Regions from separate parts of the Homo sapiens genome. Here region 2 is linked to region 1. A link is a loop called in an ENCODE intact Hi-C map of the cell type or tissue named here. Cell type or tissue: B cell. All regions are shown on one strand. Each heading gives the region's core, and the rest is flanking DNA. Links, peaks and the distances in the headings are about the cores only. Region 1 holds the start of LOC105372146 (a long non-coding RNA gene). Region 2 overlaps ZNF532 (zinc finger protein 532).

Region 1 (9,381 bases), core at 460-8,459:
CTCAGCCTCCCGAGTAGCTGAAACTACAGGTGTGCCACCTCACCTGGCTAATTTTTAATTTTTTGTAGAGACGGAGCTCACTATGTTGCCCAGGTGGTCTCAAATTCCTGGCCTCAGGTGATCCTCTCACCTCAGCCTTCTAAAGTGCTGGGATTACAAGTGTGAACCACCTCACCTGGCTTATTTTCATGTAATCATCAGCTTGAACCTCAATTGAAATAATCAATTCTATCAAATTAGAAACGTGCAGGTTTACAGAGCACCCACTTGGGCCCTAGCTCAGCTCTGAGCAGCCTATTTTCGACTCTAAGAGCTGCAGGTGAAGATGAACTTCCCAGAAGCGTCCTTCTGGCTGGGGTTGGGGCTGTCCTGGAGCTGTGAGGGGCCATGCTGTCTTCAAAGACAGGCTGGAGGAGAGACCAGCAGACATCACCTTAGTCATATGGCTAAAGTAACATCACCAGTAATGAGACATGTCAACATCACATGCCCCTGATGTGGCCTGCTAAAGAGAGCACAACCTCACTTCTGAGATATTCTTGCAAAAAGGCATAACCTCCATCTAATCATGTGAAAACATCAAACTCAAACTGAAAGACGGTCTGCAGAATAAGTGTCAGGGGTCAAGGTCAGGAAAGAGAGGAACTGTCACAGGTAGGAGGAGGCTAAGCAGACAAGACAAGCGACTACACGCGCCATGTGTAGTTGAGATCTGGGAACACAAAAGGGACATTCATGGAAAGACTGGTAAAACCCGAATAAAGTCTGCAGTTTAGTAAAGAGGGCTGTCCTGATGTTAAGATGCTAACTTTAGGGGAATTTAGGTGGAGGGTAGATGGGAACTCTTTTGTAAGCTTTAAATCATCTTAAGATAAAAAGGCTTTTTAAAAAAAGCTTCAGCTGGGGTCCGGGCATGGTGGCTCGTGCCTGTAATCCCAGCACTTTGGGAAGCTGAGGCAGATGGATCACCTGAGGTCAGGAGTTCGAGACCAGCCTGACCAACTTAGTGAAACCCCATCCCTACTAAAAGTACAAAATTAGCCAGGCATGGTGGCACATGCCTGTAATCCCAGCTACTCAGGAGGCTGAGGGCAGGAGAATTGCTTGAACCCAGGAGGTGGAGGTTGCAGTGAGCCAAGATCAAGCCATCACGCTCCAGCGTGGGCAACAAGAGTGAAACTCTATCTCAAAAAAAAGAAAAAAATAAAAGGAAAAAAAAAAGCTTCAGCTGGGCACAGTGGCTCATGCCTGTAATCCCAACACTCTGGGAGGCTGAGGTGGGAGGATCACTTGAGCCCAGGAGTTTGAGACCAACCTGGGCAACATAGTGAGACCCTGTTTCTAAATTTAAAAAAAATAATAATTAATTAGCTGGACGTGGTGACACGCACCTCTGGTCCCAGCTACTCCAGAGGCTAAGGCAGGAAGATCGCTTGAGCCCATGAGTTCAAGGCTGCAGTAAGCCATGATCACGCCACTACACTCCAGCAGTGGCAACTGAGGGAGACCCTGCCTCCAAAGGAAAAAAAAAGCTTAAAGACAGGTAAAAGGAGACAAAGAACAAGCTGGAATTAGACTCTGTGGCAAGGAATGTGGCCTTAAGCTCTACTCCTAACAGTCACATGCATAGATGATAGACTTACTCTAAACTTTTTCACTCTTCTTTTTTTGCCTTTCTTCTGGACACTTAGAAATGTCTCCAACAGGCCAGGCACAGTGGCTCACACCTGTAATCCCAGCACTTTGGGAGGCCGAGGCGGATGGATCACGAGGTCAAGAGATCGAGACCATCCTGGCCAACAAGGTGAAACCCTGTCTCTACTAAAAATACAAAAAATTAGCCAGGCATGGTAGCGGGTGCCTGTAGTCCCAGCTACTAGGGAGGCTGAGGCAGAAGAATGGTGTGAACCCGGGAGGCTGAGCTTGCAGTAAGCCGAGATTGCGCCACTGCACTCCAGCCTGGGCAACAGAGTGAGACTCCATCTCAAAAAAAAAAAAAAAAAAAAAAAAAAAGAAATGTCTCCAACAGAAAGTGCTTAGAGTTCTGACCCAGGAGAAATAAGAGGTAAACAGCCTAGTTTCCAGCTTCACAGGCAGCTTAGGGGGAAGCAACTCAGCTTCAGAGAGCTGCACTTAACTCTTCACCACCACGACTGACACAGGCACAAGAACCCACCTGCCTCTCCAAGGCCCTGAAAGCCCACCCGATGTCGCTTTCCACACTCCTATCCTACATCCTCCTCTAATCCTCACATTGACTTGATTTCACCTATATTCAAATACTGGGGAGGAAAAGAAGGGACGATGTGAGCCCTCCAGTCCTCCCTGTCACCCTGCTCGTGGACTAATCCTGAGTCATTTTTCACAACTGTATTCCTTGCCGGTGTTGAGGCAAATAAGTCCGCCTTTACCTAGAACATACAGTTCAATACCAAATTGTTTACAACAGTTTTATTGCTCCAGACTTTGAGGGAGGCTTTGAAGAACTGCCTGTACCTTGTCCTAACTCTATTACTCAGATTAATGGTCGGCCAGCGTTCCCTTTCTGGTCAGTCACTTCCAGGGGATTTTGCAAAGACTCATGGGTTAGTATTTGGAAAGAACTTAAACTTCCTCATAAATAAAAATTCTTATAGCTGAAAATTCTGATGCCTTATAATGAGTCCTTATAAAATTCCAAGGCACTTGAAAATGTACATTGCTCCCAAGCATCGTTATTACTTATATGCATAAGCAGCTACCATTAGGAACACATATGATGTGATAGGCAGTGAGTTATGCTCAGTATGTGCGTTAGTCCGTTCTCACACTGCTATGAAGAACTACCTGACACTGGGTAATTTATGAACAAAAGAGGTTTAATAGACTTACAGTTCCACAGGCTGTACAGGAAGCATGGCTGAGAGGCCTCAGGAAACTTACAATTATGGCAGAAGGCGAAGGAGACGCAAGCACGCCCTCACAATGGCGGAGCAGTAGAAAGAAGAAAGGGAGAGGTGCCACACCCTTTTAAACCGTCAGATCTCGTGAGAATTCACTCACTATCACGAGAACAGCAAGGGGGAAATCCGTTCTCATGATCCAATCGCCTCCCACCAGGCCCCTCCTCCAACTCAACATGAGATTTGGGTGGAGACACAAATCTAAACCATATCCTTATGCATAGGATCTCATTCAGCTGAACCCTGTTGCTGCATCGATGTAGGGAGATAAAGATCACCTGTGCCCTGGACTTCCTGAGTCACTGGTTGAAAAAGAAAGCAGGCGAGGCACAGTGGCCCACACCCATAATCCCAGCACTTTGGGAGGCCAAGGCAGGAGGATTGCTTGAACCCAGAAGTTCGAGACCAGCCTGGGCAGTATAAGGAGACCTCCCTCCAACCCCAGTCTCTACAAAACTTTTTTTGTTTTTTTTGAGACAGAGTCTTGCTCTGTTGCCCAGGCTGGGGTGCAGTGGCACGATCTTGGCTCACTGCAACCTCCACCTCCCAGGTTCAAGCAATTATCCTCCCTCAGCCTCCTAAGTAGCTGGGATTACAGATATGTGCCACCATGCCCGGCTAATTTTTTGTATTTTTAGTAGAGAAGGGGTTTCACCATGTTGGCCAGCCTAGTCTCGAACTCCTGACCTCAGGCAATCCAACTGCCTCAGCCTCCCAAAGTGCTGGGATTACAGGTGTGAGCCACCGCGCCCGGCCTCTACAAAACATTTAAAAATTAGCCAGATGTGGTGGCTCACACCTGTAGTCCTAGCTCTGAGGCAACAGGATCACTTGGGCACAAAAGGTCAAGGCTGCAGTGAGCCATGATTGTGCCACTGCACTCCAGCCTGGGTGACAGAGAGAGAGCCTGTCTCAAAAAAAGAAAAAGCAAGGAGCACACTTGTTTTTGCACCTTCTGGGAGGACTGAGGCCACCAGCAGTGGATGGAGCGGACAGAACTCCCAGGCACTGTGCCTGGCCCAGGGCAGGAACTCAAAATGCAAATGGATGGCATTTCTTTTAATTATCGCAAAGTGAAATGAGCCGTTACTGGAGATACCAAGCATGGGTCAGGGAAGCAGAAATTGATATTGATAATGCAGGGTTCTCTGCTCTTCCGTCGTTGTAGCTAAAACATGCACAGTATTGACAGAGGCTGGAATCAGCTCCTGAAATCAAGCCCTTTCTTTGGCTATTCTCTGCCTCCTCAAGTCCACAGCTTCTTTCCGAAAGAAGCCCAGTTGTCTGGGTTTGAAGGCCCTGAGCACCAGGAGCGCGTTTGGGAGATGTTATCGGAGTGCTCTCTGTCTCACCCAGAGTTTCCCGGGAACACTGTCGAACACTCCTCAGAAGTACATTTATGGTTTGGCTCATTTTCAGAGAAAAGGACATGAGGGAGCAGAGTCAAAGAGTCAAAAGAGCAGACTTTCGACTGTGGGAACCAGAGTCACTAAGTACAGAGTAACACAACTTGTGTTACTGATGCTCGAGACTCAGCGGGGCCTTTGCACGTGAATAGCCACCAGGTGGCAGTGTTATTCTCTCGAAAGGCTAAAGGCTGTGTGTGGCATGTGCCTGTGTGTGTGTATGCCTTGGTGGTGGTGTGTGTATAATGTGCAGTGTAGTGTGTGTGGTGTGTATGTGCGTGGTGTGTGATTATGTGCATGATGTGTGCGTGTGATGTTGTATGTGTGTGGCATGGGGTAAGGGGTGTGTATATGGTGTGTGTGATTCAGTGTGCGTGTGTGAGGTGGTGTGCATGGTATATGGTGTGGCATGTGGCCTCTTGTGTGCACAACCCTGTGTCGAAGCTGGGAGACAGCTTCCTTCTCATCCACCCACTACCACTCAGCCCAACAACCAGCTCACTCTCCTTCACCCTCTGCCACTCACGCACACACCCTCCTCTTGCCACCATCCCTCTTCTCCATTTCTAGCCAAAAATTAGCAGGGAGGAGCCAGAAAGCCCAACAGAGACCGTGAAACAAATATCAAATTAAAAGTATTTTACTGGCTGGGCACAGTGGCTCCCTCCTGTAATCCCAGCACTTTGGGAGGCCGAGGCCGGTGGATCACTTGAGTCCAGGAGTTCGAGACCAGCCTGGGCAACATGGCAAAACCTCATCTCTACAAAAAAAATATTTAAAAAATTAGCCAGGTATGGTGGCATGCACCTGTGGTCCCAGCTATATGGGAGGCTGAGGTGGAAAAATCACTTGAGCCCAGGAGGTCAAGGCTGCAGTGAGCCAAGGTCACACCACTGTACTCCAGCCTGGGCAACAGAGTGAGACCTTGCCTTAAAAAAAAAAAAAAGAAACACACCTTGGGAAGGACAATGGGACCTCAGTTATCCTCTCCTTGTTGCCCCATTCTCTCTCCCACTTGTTCTCGCCCCGACACCCGAGTTGCTCTTCCTAGGAGCCCACTCCCTCTGACTCCCCAAGCCCAGCTAGGCAGCGGTTAATGCTTTCCAGAAAGAGGTCCCCAAATTTCCTTCATTGGCATGTGCGTTTGGAAAGAGGACCCTAGACAGAGCAAAGACCTCAGAAGAAGCATCCTCCGACACTGGCACTTCAGGCCCAGTTCATGTTAGACTACCTGGATCTAGAGGACACTTCATGGGGAAGCTTCCCATTGCCCTGAGATCACAGCAGTGCAGGAAAGCCCACCTCCTCTGTGTTTGTGGAAAGCTGGGTCCTGGGTATTGTTCCTCTATGTGGGTGATGCATTCAATAATGAAAAGGGCCATCATGAAATGGGTGACTGAGTCTCCCCAGTGTGTATTTAAGAGCATTGCAGGCCGGGCACGCAGCTCACCACAGAGGCCGAGGCTGGGTGGATGGCTTGAGCCCAGGAGTTCGAGACCAGCCTGGGCAACATGGCAAAATCCTGTCTCTACGAAAAATGCAAAAATTAGCCAGGCACGGTGGTGCATACCTGTAGTCCTAGCTACTCAGGAGGCTAAGGCTGGCGGATCAACTGATCCCAGGAGGTGGAGGCTGCAGTGAGCTGAGATTGTGCCACTGCACTCCAGCCTAGACAACAGAGCCAGACCCTATCTCAAAAAAAAAAAAAAAAAAAAAAAAGATATTTTCTAGGTCGAAATAATGATCTCTAAGAAAGTGGCAATATGAGAATTACTAAAAACATCAATATATCCCTCCAGAAGACATTTATGTTCTTTTTAAGACACTTAATGGCGTTTAGAATATATGCTAACATCTTTTTCATCGGGCATGGTCAGAAAAGTGGTCACTTTTACAATAATCGTGATCTCCATTTGGAAGCTCAAACCTTTACATATCAAGGCATTTAAATATCACTACTGGGGCCAGATGCAGTGGCTCACACCTGTAATCCCAGCACTTTGGGAAGCTGAGGCAGGATGATCACTTGAGGTCAGACATTCAAGACCAGCCTAGCCAACATGGTGAAACCCTGTCTCTACTATTAAAAAAAGAAATACAAAAATTAGCCAGGTGTGGTGGCACACACCTGTAGTCCCAGCTACTCAGGAGGCTAAGGAATGAATCGCTGAGAATCGCTTGAACCCAGGAGGCAGAGGTTGCAGTGAGCTGAGGTCACCCCACTGCACTCCAGCCTGGGCAACAGAGCGAAACTCCATCTCTAAATAAATAAATAAATAAATAAATAAATAAATAAATAAATATATGCCAGGCGCGGAGGCTCACGCCTGTAATCCCAGCACTTTGGGAAGCTGAGACAGACGGATCGCCTGAGGTCAGGAGTTCGAGACCAGCCTGACCAACATGGAGAAACCCCATCTCTACTAAAAATACAAAATTAGCCAGGCATGGTGGCACATGCCTGTAATCCCAGCTACTCAGGGGGCTGAGGCAGGAGAATTGCTTGAACCCAGGAGGCGGAGGTTGCAGTGAGCAAAGATTGCGCCACTACATTTCAGCCTGGGCAACAGAGCGAAACTCTGTCTCAAAATAAATGAATAAATAAATTAAATAAATAAAAATAAATATCACTATTGGCAAAAGCTTTCTAACATGCATTGCCTATCTAGGTCACAGTTTGCTAATGTCTTGTAGCCTGGATGGTTTTATTGATCCCCGAGAGAACTTTTATTATCCTGAGGGAAAACAGACTGGAAAGAGGACGGGAAATTTGTTTGGCTTTGGAATAGTGGTGGGGGAGGAATAAATGGGAAGAAGGAACGTGGGGAGAGATGGACGCTAAGCAGGAGAGATGGGGCGAGGGAGAGGGGACCACAGCCACGCAGAATGGAAGAGCAAGAAGAGCAGGGAGAGCGTGAAGGCGTGAGAACCGAGGCAGGGCAGGGGACTTCAGAGGCAGAAGCCCTTCAGAAGCTCTGCAAATCCAAATGCTAAGAAGAACATGCAGTCATTTTGACAAGGGCAGGTCAGAAAATGCCACGCGTGCGCACAGAGGATGGAAGGCCAGGACCCGCCGCCAAGCAGGGCTGTCGGGGACTGGTCGCCTCCTCTGGGCAGCGTCAAAGGGCAAGATTGGTCTGGTCCTCTTTCTAACACCTCCCACCCGGGATGCAGCCAAGAGTGGCTGCAGCCTAATTTTCTACATGTAAACAATGACCTCAGTGATGCCCACGGGGCCCCTCTCTGGCCTTCTCCCCCTGGGAAAAGACTGAGTTCTCGACGGGCATCCCCTCCCCCTCCGGAACCAAGGGCTCTGGGATGTTGACAGCCCCCGCCACCTCTGAGAAGGGCAGGCCGTGGAAAACCATCTCCTCCCTTCCTTCCCCCTCTGCCTTTCCTAGCTGGGGCCTCTGCACAATGCAGCTGGGCCAGGCCCTGTTGCTAAGGGAACCAGCAGAGGGCCCAGCCCCCTCCCCATAGAAATAACCCCAAGAGAGGAGTGAAGGATTCACTTGCCCTCATCTCCAGGCTTTGGAGGAGGGTAGGTGCCTGGCCAGCAGAGTGGCCACTGCTCACTGGCCCAGAGGAAGCAAGGCCACCAGCCTGATCCCACTTCTCCCTCCGGCCCATCTTCACTCCCCTCTCCTCAACCACAAGCCCCGCCAAAATAGAGACCCCCGGCTTTGCTCCCCTGCTGCAGGAAGGGAGAGCCACCGCCAGACACTGCCTGCCTGGTCCTCCTGTTCTGATCTCACCCGGTGCTTGGAATCAAAGAGGACCTGGCTTCCCTCTCGGGATACGTGATTTTCTTTGGTTGTGACTCATTGTCTGTAAATGTTGCTGGAGATGAATCAGACCCCACCTGCTACCTGCGGCTGAGATGCTGCCAACAGACACAGAAAGGTGTGCCGCAGCCACCACCCGCCTCCTCTCTCCCAGCTCTGAAGGAGCCCACAGCTCCCATGGGATGAGGTCTTCATCGTGGCTTTCAAGGCCTTCCTTAGAGCCTTTGGATCAGGGAAGCCTGCCCTAAACTGCACATTAGTGTCCATGACTCACCTTTGAAAAATTCCCATAACCAGGCCTCACCCGACCCTGCAAATACAGATGCAGTTACTCTGGGCAGGGACTCAGAGCAAGGAGTTTTTTAAGTGCCCCAGGTCCTGGGCTGAGAGCACCTAGTGGCTGTCTCAGATGCTCTAGCTCAGCCGAGATCCAGTGGCTTGTCCAAGTTCACATTGTCGGCTGGAGAGCTGGAGCAACAACACAGGATTCATGCCTTGAGCACAGTGTTCTATCATAGGATTTTCCTACTTAAAAAAGTAATTTGATAAAATTATTTTGGAAATGTATACAATATAGAAAGGTAAAAAGAAGTCCATTAAATCACCCCTAAACCTCAACACCCGGAGGTAAGCACTGTTAACATTGTGGGTTGTGTTTTTATTTATTTTCAAATATTTAATGTGTAAAACAGGTCATACAGAACACACAGCTGTGCGTCCTGCCCAGCCAAACTGACCATGTTTTTAGCAGGCTGTTGGCAAAGAGTGTCAAGAATATCTTAGAGCTGGGCATGGTGGCACGTACCTATAATCCCAGCTATTCAGATGGCCGAGGTGGGAGGATAGCTTGAGCCCAGGAGGTCAAGGCTGCAGTGAACTATAATTGCATCACTGCCCTCCAGCCTGGGCAACAGAGTGAGACCCTGTCTCTAAAATATATACATATATATTTTTTAATTGACATTTTTCAGCCCACTAATTCCATTTCTAAGAATCTATTCTGGCTGGGCACAGTAGCTCACGCCTGTAATCCCAGCACTTTGGGAGGCCGAGGCAAGTGGGTCACCTGAGGTCAGGAGTTCAAGACCAGCCTGGCCAACATGGTGAAACCCTGTCTCTACTAAAAATACAAAAAAATTAGCTGGTCATGGTGGCGGACACCTGTAATCCCAGATACTTGGGAGGCTGAGGCAGGAGAATCACTTGAACCCAGGAGGCAGAGGTTAGAGTAAGCGAAGATCACACCAT
Region 2 (9,381 bases), core at 631-8,630, 180 kb after region 1:
CACTCTGTCACCCAAACTGGAGTGCAGTGGCACGATCTTGGCTCACTGCAACCTCCACCTCCCAGGTTCAAGCGATTCTCCTGCCTCAGCCTCCTAAGTAGCTGGGATTACAGGTGCGTGCCACCACGCCCAGCTAATTTTTGTATCTTTAGTAGAGACAGGGTTTCACCCTGTTGCCCAGGCTGGTCTTGAACTCCTGACCTCAAGTGGGATTACAGGCATGAGCCACTGCGCCTGGCCTGCTTGACTAATTTAAAAAAATTTTTTGGTAGAGATGCCTTCTGATGCCCAGGCTGGTCTTGAATTCCTGAGCTCAAGTGATCGTCTCATCTTGGCCTTCCAAAGTGTCGGGATTACAGGTGTGAGCCATTGTACTGGGCCAATTTTCCATCTTTACATGGGGTGAAAGGAGATTGCAAATATATGCATGTCATGGAGAATGAGCTGTGGCCAGATACCCTGCTTGTGTGAAAGGAGAAGGTTGGATAGATTCGGAAGATTTCAGATAAAGTCTATCTGACCTTACTTGAGCACAGCCATTTCAGAGAACAGATGGTGAAGTAGCTGGTTCCTGCCTGAGCACTGGGCAAAAGAACTAGGCGAAGACTAAGAACATGTGATTGCAGATCAATCTCCTTTTCTTTACAGAGGGACCAGTTGGTAGGTAGAATAACCCTCTAGACAGAAACTGGGTTTCAGCAAAACTGTTGACAGATTCTGTCTGTTTTGATACTGTTCTGTACAGTGTAGTGCAGGAGGGCCTGGGTGAAATATTGCATGGATAGCTGACTCATGGCTCACTGCCTTGTTGGAGAGAAAGCTTCCATCTTGGATCAGATTTTCCTCAGTCTTTCTATCAATGACTTAATTATAGGAAGAGAAGCTAGGAGGGATTTTGCAAGGCAGATCTTAAATGCAGAGCTTTTCACTTAAAAAAAAAATAAAAGTACACAGATATTATGTGAGGTAGATATGGCTTAGCTAAGTTCTATGAAAAAGTATTCTGTCTTTATTTGACTATCTTGCTATAACCCATCCTTCTTTGTGGCTGCTGATGTAGCATTCATATCAAGGAAAGCTAACACCCTTCCTTTGACTTGGCACCATAATCTAGCTGGCGGTTCCCAAGATTGGAGTGTGCGTCAGAATTAACTGGAAGGCTTGTTCAGCTAGTTGCTGGCCTCTACCCCACAGCTTCTGATTCAGCAGGTCTGGGATGGAACCCGATCATTTGCATTTCTCACAAGCCCTAGCTGATGCTGATGCTGATGCTGCTCATCTTGGGACCATGCTTTGCGAACTACTGGCTTAGTCTGAGTGGCAGTACAATCCCCCAAAGCCCATTGATTTATCCAATAAAAGTTCATTTCTTGCACATACAGAGTTTGCTATGCAGAGTTTGCATTTCTCCGGGGCAGTCATCCCTTCCACTGGTAACTCAGTGATCAAGGCTGTTTCTTTCAGCCCCATTGTCTCAACGTAGGTGTTACTGAAAAAAAGACTGGCGAGTCCTGCCTGGTCTTTACACGCTCGTTATTCTGGATATGATGCACAACACGAGTCATTGCCCAGAATGAATTATGTGAGCAGCCCCAAGTATATTCCCGCGTGTACCGCAAAGGGGAGGGAATGACAAGTAGTATTTGTCACCTGCAGTAAGGTGGCCACAGTGAATCTAAACAGGGAAAGGTTCCATTGCATCGATTTAAGATGGATGCTGACAACTAGCAGAGGAGGGTAAGCAGAATGCTGAGTCTAGAAACAGTGGCAGGAGGAAGAGAGAAGTTGGGGTTAAGGGGAGCTTTGATAGCTGTCTTCAGATAGATGTCCTCCATGTGAGGACCAGCATGTGATAATTCCAGACCAGCTGGGGCCATGCATGAGTGAAATGTCTGCCTATCTGTTGCTGGAAGTATTCAGGTAGTGGCCAGATGCTCATCTGTAAAATAATGGAATAGAAGGGATTCTAGGGTCGGCTGGGCATGGTGGGTCATGCCTGTAATCCCAGCACTTTTGGGAGTCCGAGGTGGATGTATCATTTGAGGTCAGGAGTTTGAGACCAGCCTGGCCAATATGGTGAAACCCCACCTCTACCAAAAATACAAAAATTAGCTGGGCATGGTGGCGGGCATCTGTAGTCCCAGCTACTCAGGAGGCTGAGGCAGGAGAATTGTTTAAACCCGGGAGGTGAAGGTTGCGGTGAGCCGAGATTACGCCACTGCGCTCCAGCCTGGATGACAGAGCGAGACTCTGTCTAAAAAAAAAAAAAATGGATTCTAGGGCCAATGTGACCTTTCTCCTCGGACACTGGAATGAAAGGAAACTACCAGTGGTAATCTATGTAGTAGCCATTGCTAGTGTGAGGTGGATATTTTAAACCAGTCACAGTCTAAAAGTCATTCCATGGACTAACCAAGTCTCTGTGGAAAGCATTTGGTTTCACAGTTAATCTAATTTGTGGATCGAAACAGAACTTCTAGGAAGAAGTCCTTGTCAGCAGGAAGGCTACAGGGGGAGCAGTGAGTCTGACTTGGTAGCTGCACACGAGAATCACCCGGAGAGCCTACGGCCCAGCACACTTGGTGCTCACCAGACCAGCTAATTGGCATCACTAGGGGTGGGACCTGGCCCTGGCATTCTTTTTTTTTTTTTGAGATGGAGTCTTTCTCTGTCGCCCAGGCTGGAGTACAGTGACGCCATCTCGACTCACTGCAAGCTCCCACCCTGGGTTCAAGCGATTCTCCTGCCTCAGCCTCCTGAATAGCTGGGACTACAGGCGCCCACCACCACGCCCGGCTAATTTTTTGTATTTTTAGTAGAGACGGGGTTTCACCATGTTAGCCAGGATGGTCTCGATCTTCTGACCTCGTGATCTGCCCGCCTCGGCCTCCCAAAGTGCTGGGATTACAGGCGTGAGCCACCGCACCCAGCCGGCCCTGGCATTCTTAAAGCTTCCAGGTGATTCCAGTGTTGTGGCAGGGCTGGGAACACTCATACCACCTGGGATCTGCCGCACACCTGCCCTTGCTGCTGATGCTCATTGCTGTGGCCCTCACTGTGTGACTGCTATAGCACCAACACACCTTTGTTGAGTTTATGTTTTGGGGAAGGTTGATCTCAAGTGTATTTGTTTAAAGACTCCACCCAACGTTCACTCTTGGTGGTGAAGGCAGGGGACACAACTCTCTGGATGTTGGATTTACAGCATTAGTAAGTCTGTTCAATATAATTTAAAGCCTGATTATAAATGATTTTAGGATGTCTTAATGTTTCTGTTCCTAAAGCCTTTAAGAAAAGTCCATAGATTTCATCTGCATTTTCCATACAGGGTGCAGGTGATAGGTGATTTGAATACTTGCTATTTTGTAGCCTTTCCCATTCTGAAATTCACTTTCAGTTCACTCAGAGATGTAGGTGAAAGACAGCAGTGGCAGTGAAGGAAAGTGGGAGAATGAAAGGATCAGAGTGTGGAGAGATGACCACAGCCACTGAGGCAGGTGTGCTGTTGTTACTTTTGAAAAGAATGGCAAGGCAATCAGCTTGCATTTCCTAGTTTGGGACCACCATGCTTAGAATCAGATTGACTGAGGAGCTTTACAGAGACTCTCACTTGCACAGTATTTAAAAGAAAAAAATGTGTGTGTGTGTGTGTGTGTGTGTGTGTGTGTGTGTGTGTGTATGTATATAAATTTTTAAAGTGCCCACTTGGCCGGGTGCAGTGGCTCACGCCTGTAATCCTAACACTTTCAGAGGCTGAGGCAGGAGGATTGCTAGAGCCCAGAGCTTGAGGCTGCAGTGAGCCGCAGTCGTGTCACTGCACTCCAGTGTGGGCAACAGAGTGAGACCCTGTCTCAAAAAAAAAAAAAAAAAAAAATTTAAAAGGTGCTCACCCACACAACCTGGAACCTAGCCATGTGTATGAAATGTGTGGTAGGGCATAATTGCCCCCCTTAATCTCCCTGAAACTTGTTTAGATAACTTTGTGAAATAAAACGTTACATCTCCATGTTGTTTCTGTCTTCGTGCTGTACTGTGGTGATGGCCATTAGTTAAGGGGATAAAAATACTGAAATACTGTCTAGTTTGCATAGTTCATTGCCAGATGGTTTCATTTTCATTCTTTTACTGTTAGAGTTCATCCTGTTGTCATTAGGCATGCCTTACTACAAAGTCTCTTATTTAATCTAAATGTAGGGATATAATAGATTTTTATCCTTTTAAAACTCATCTTTTAGCTATGGCGACTTTGACTTCCTGCCAAAATCCTGTTACCCTAGCAACAGGTAAAAAATTTTTTAAAAAACCAGTTTCTCCTATCTTTTTTGGCTTAGAACTTATTTGTGATCTCAAGGTTTTAGGAGAAATATCTTTAAATCAGTTGCATGTTCTCTTCTATCTCTGGTTGACTGTTAGAGAGTGATGGCTTCTCACTTGATTCTGCATTTGTGTCAGATGTGATTAAAAGGCACATTAAGAGTTTGTATATTCATGCTAGAAATGTATATCACTGCTGGCTTTATGAAACTTATTTTTCATTAGTTTTGGCCACTGGAATTGATATTTTGTTTGTGTGTGTGTGTGTGTGTGTGTGTGTGTGTGTGTGTGTGTGTGTATACACAGTTTTTCTTTTTTTTTTTAGACAGAGTCTCGCTCTGTCGCTCAGGCTGGAGTGCAGTGGCGTGATCATAGCTCAGTGCTACCTCACACTCTTGGTCACGAGCAATCTGCCAGCCTCAGCCTCCTGAGTAGCAGGGACTACAGGTGAACACCACCATGCCTGGCTAATTTTTATTGATTTTCATTTTTTTGTAGGGAGTTCGGGGTAGAGGGAGTTGTCTTTGTTGCCCAGGCTTGTCTCAAACTCCTGGCCTCAAGTGATCCTCCAGCCTTGGCCTCCCAAAGTGCCAGGATTACAGATGTGCGCCATCACACCTGGCCTATAATTTTATTATATTCTAAATATTTTTACTTCATATATTTCTTATATATTTATATACTATAGATCATATATAATACATATTTCTTATACTATATAAATCTATAATTTTTAATACTAACTTTTATTATAATTTATATTTTATTAGTTTATTTGATATTTTATTAGTATGGTTTACTATATGTAGTTTTCTGAAGTCCTCCACTTGATTTAATAAGAACTTTTTTTAATGTAAGGCTATAAATGTGTTGTAAAAAGGATGTTGAAAATTTTTGGTTCAGAGCATATTAAAGTACATATTGAACTATTGGTGATTTTGGTAGCTTGTGGCTAAATTGGAAGGCGGGGTGTTAAGGATACTGGGGCTAACACTGTCTGAGGGCTTACCCTACTTACTATCTCATTGCAGCAGGCTCCTGAGGGGAGACAGTTACGAATCCCACTTTTAGGTGAGGAAATGAAGCCTGAGAAAGGTTCAATAACTTACCCCAGGGTTTTGCAGCCTGCCAGAGGCAGGTTTCTAGCCCAGACTCTGCAGTTTGCACAGAATGAAAGCTGACATTTCAAAAGCTGCTTAATTTTAGTCTCCTTGAATCTTTCAATATAGATGTGGGACAGTTAGCAGATATGTCTTTCCATCCAGTTTTTACTTCTGCTTTTGATGTAGTCATTTTCATTTCATTTAGGTGTTCAATCTTGGTTAAAGTTGGTTATGCCATCATTAACTGGACGTGTGTGTAGTTTTGGAAGACTGTGAATGTCCTGGTTTTATATTCCTTAGCTGGGGTCTGATGCTTTCTGGAATTACTTGCAGTTGCTGTTAACAGCATCATGGTGTCGTTAATTAATTGGGCAAATCTTCCTGCAGAATTATGAAATGTTTTAGAGTGGCTTGAATTTAGCAGTTGCCTGGGATGTATCTGGGGGCTGCATGGATTGTAGCAGGGCCTGAGCCTTATGAGGGACAGAGCCTCTTCCTGCAGTGTCTCGGAAATCTGGAGAAATGCACAAGAGAGAGGCCCTTTCTTGACTCCAGGAGTTATCTTAAAGCAGAGGCTCTCGAGGCAGAGAGCACAGTTAGAATCAGGGTTTTTTTGAGTCTGGTTATGGGGGTTTGGGATGTGGAGAAGTGGGTAGGACCTGGGTAGGAGTGAAGTCTATTTTTAAATTTCTCTAGATAATTGTGTTACCTTCACACTTACATACGTTCCCTCCTACTCTCCTACCCTCTCTCTTCTCCTTGAGTAGTTCTGCTGTAAAGGGATTAAGCTGAGAGATAAGCTATTTAGAGGATTTTGCTCTTAATGCTGGAGAGTTTATAAAAGCTGCCTAACAGGAAGATGAGATTGGAGAATAATTTCAGTTTAGGAGTTATATATTTTTAAGAATAGCTAGAAAAACCATGAGTTTTTACTTTGGGAATTATCTTTCATTTAAAATGTTTATCTAAAATTACTTGCCTTGGTGTTTATAATTTGTTTCTAAATTATATTTTATAACTATTATGTGTTTTAGCAAACCTGTTTATTTTTGGATCATGAACAAGAATCTGGAAAGCCCCAAGCTTGCCCCAGTACCAGGCAATTTCACTGAACTGAAACAAAGTGAAAGATACAAAGAAGGAACCATAAGGTTTGCCCTCTAAATTGAAAGAAAATGAAATGACAAACGACCAGATTCCATTTCTAAAATTTACTGATTATTTTTCCATTAGGGACAGAAAAATAAATCCTTTCAAGAAAGACTAACACGTTATTTTGAAAATGTGACACAAATAAGACTGTAAAATATTAGTCCACATCTTGTGTATAGCCAGAAAAGGCATTTTTTTGTGTTTTTTTTTTTTTTTTTTTTTTCTTTCAGGTTCTTAGGAAGATATGCTCTTTACTGTGACATGTTGCTGCTTGGTCAGATGTCTGTCTGTTGGAGGCATTTTTCTGTAAACTCACCCGAGGTTGCTATAAACAAGGTTGAAGGGCTATAAATGTGTATTTATGTATGTCCTGTTATGTGGTCTAAGGGAAAAGCTGTGGCTTTATTAACTCTTGTTATTGTTATGGTGTGCACGTTTTCTCATGACACTGCATGAGAGTATATTAATGTACATCCCACTGGATATTAAGTATAAAAACCCCACATCGAAGGATGTGCAATGAAATTATTAAAGTAATAGCAAGACAAAGGTGTTGAATCTGGTAACCAGGTCAGTGGGCTTCTTTCTGAAAGTCTGCTAGGATTTAGGGGCTGGTAGGCCTAGAGGTAGAATAGCTGGTGGTCCCAGTGGAGGGTCCCCAACAGAACCAATCCCCCTATCATTAGAACCCATTGCCAGATAACAAAGCTTTCCCCGATAGACCCTACACAGCTGCCAGAGCATCTCTTGGAAGTGTGACTGTCATAGGTGGCCCTGGAGCCCTCCATGATCTTACCCTGCCTCCTTTTCCACCTCTCCTCCCCCTGGACCCTTGCCTATTCTTGTTCCAGCAATACAGAGCTGCTCGCAGTTTCCTGACATGTGCCACATTCTTCCTTGTCTTTGTTGCTTTCTGTTCCTTTTGCCTGGACATACCTTTCCTTGCTGCATTGCCTGCCTGTGAGCTAGTTATCACCAGTAGGTCTCTTCATCCCCACCCTGCCCCCCCGTGCACCCTTCCGTGCACCTGTGGCCGCCTCCACCATACTTTTTTTTTCTGCTGTTGTTCAACAGATTATAATCTCCTCAAGGGCATGGAGAGCCTGGCAAGTTAGAGTCGGAGCTCGGTAAATACCGTGGAAGGAATTAATCGAAACGCACGGCATTCGGTCTCCCACGGCCTGCTGGGTTGCTGAGGCTGCTTCAGACCTCAGTTTGGCTGAGGACTGGCTGTGGCTACTTAACTCTCACCACGTTTTATTACTATAGATTTGCACCTTCTACCTTGCCGCATGGCAGTTGCAAGCCTTTGGCCAGAATTGCCGGCCGAAAGGGAGTGGTTCAGTGCAGGCTCATTAAACATGTGTTAGAAAAAATCATTTACAGCACTTGAGCTGTGGATACCAAGCTGTATCTTTGCACATGAAGTACAGCACATATGGTACTCGTCTCTGAAAAGTCAGTACCCTACAAGGCATGCAGGCAATAATGGGTTAGAACATGGTGCTTAAGAACACCACAGTGACTAAGATGTTTACAGACACTTAAGACATTTGTAGTTCATTGCCTACCAGGGCTGCTGTTATTTTGGAGACCAAGGAAGATATTTCCTCCCCTGGCTTTTCCTGTTTATCTCTAAGGGGCCCAGAAGGTAGAGGCTCCCTTGACACTGGGCTGGTGCTGTTGCTGAGACAGGAAAAATAGGAGACTTGGTGCCTGTCTTTGTCTGCTTTGGGAGAATATACCAGGACTTCCTGGCCAAAAATATTTCAGATTAAAAACATTCCCATAGCCAGAGACTAAGCTCCCTCACTGTCACAAACAAGCACTTTTCCTTCCAGCTCGGCTTCCAGTGCCCATGGCTGCAGCGAGTCTAGCTCCTTACCCCTCTCTTCCTTTTGGCTTGGAGATTGGGTTCTGCTGTCTCATCATGGTGCTCCCATACCTGGAAGCTTACAGATGGCAAAGCCTTGGCTTCTGGCAGACCCAGGCCAGTGCCTCCCTGAACCTTCTCCCTTGTCCTCTCTCAATCTCAAGTCCCTTCTTGTGACCCACGGTTCCCTCCCTGTCCCTGGAATCCATGGCAGGTAGAGCGTAGACATAGATCCCTTGGGGTGGTGGGAGTGGGAGGAGTGTCGTATCTCTCATGCCTTGAAGAGCCCAGATTTGCGCTGGGATTAGGTTTCTTCATTGAATCAGTGCTGAAAAGGGTGATTTGTCTCTGTTGCATTGGTTCAGTGTTGTGATTCTACTGCAGTGCCTGGTGAGGCTGTTATGGACTTGGCCTAGAATATAACTGTCATTTGTAATTTCTTTAGGAAAATGTGTTCCTCAATCCAATTGGCAGACCAGATTTTCAGATTTTAAGAATTTAGGACATGATTCCGTCTGTAAATTGACATTACCTTGAAACCTAAAACAACTAGAAAATAACTTAGCCACAGGTGGGGACATCAAAGAAAATAAGAGGCCATTCCCGGGCATGGTTGAATGAATAAGGACTTGTAAGATAGACAGCACCAGAAGGTAACTGGGAGGTAGGAGATGCTTGCTCGCTTTAGTTTTAAGTTGGGAAAACTTCAGACCCAGAGGGATTGTAGGACTTTTTGCAGAGCACTTTAGCTCTTGTGCCTGAGCCTCGGGGTGTGAGCTTTTCCACAGCCACCTCGAGTTGTGAGTGAGAACACAGTCTTACTGCTTGGCAGGAGGAGAGCTGGGGCCTAGGGTGAGACCAGCACAGAGGAAAGTTCTGTCCAGTCTGCCAAATCCAGCAAGTCCATGTTAATGTCCAGTTGGAAGGGTGGTTCAGGGA

Evidence for each region. Peaks named below come from ENCODE experiments on the same cell type or tissue, not always from the same donor. Only the 100,000 strongest peaks of a DNase experiment are listed, where the experiment ranks them.
Region 2: a loop joins it to region 1, with 2.4 times the contacts of the local background. A loop is called at or near these places in 9 of 110 quality-filtered maps.

Annotation. Positions count from the first base shown.
Region 1 is chr18:58,777,236-58,786,616 of GRCh38, forward strand. It overlaps LOC105372146 (a long non-coding RNA gene), which reads right to left and starts at 2,983. Exons shown (of 4, transcript XR_935537.3): 1 at 2,923-2,983. RefSeq lists enhancers at 4,815-5,577, 5,578-6,339. In B cell, for the core only: CTCF peaks have their summits at 4,513 (motif pointing right) and 4,712; a DNase peak (open chromatin) is centred at 4,516.
Region 2 is chr18:58,959,969-58,969,349 of GRCh38, forward strand. All of the region lies in intron 7 of ZNF532 (zinc finger protein 532), which reads left to right. Among named protein-coding and RNA genes, the nearest start is that of ZNF532, 100 kb to the left of the region's middle. RefSeq lists an enhancer at 7,993-8,906. In B cell, for the core only: no CTCF peak of the experiment used is centred there; DNase peaks (open chromatin) are centred at 3,993, 4,573, 5,563 and 6,573; H3K4me3 peaks cover 4,059 bases; H3K27ac peaks cover 7,236 bases.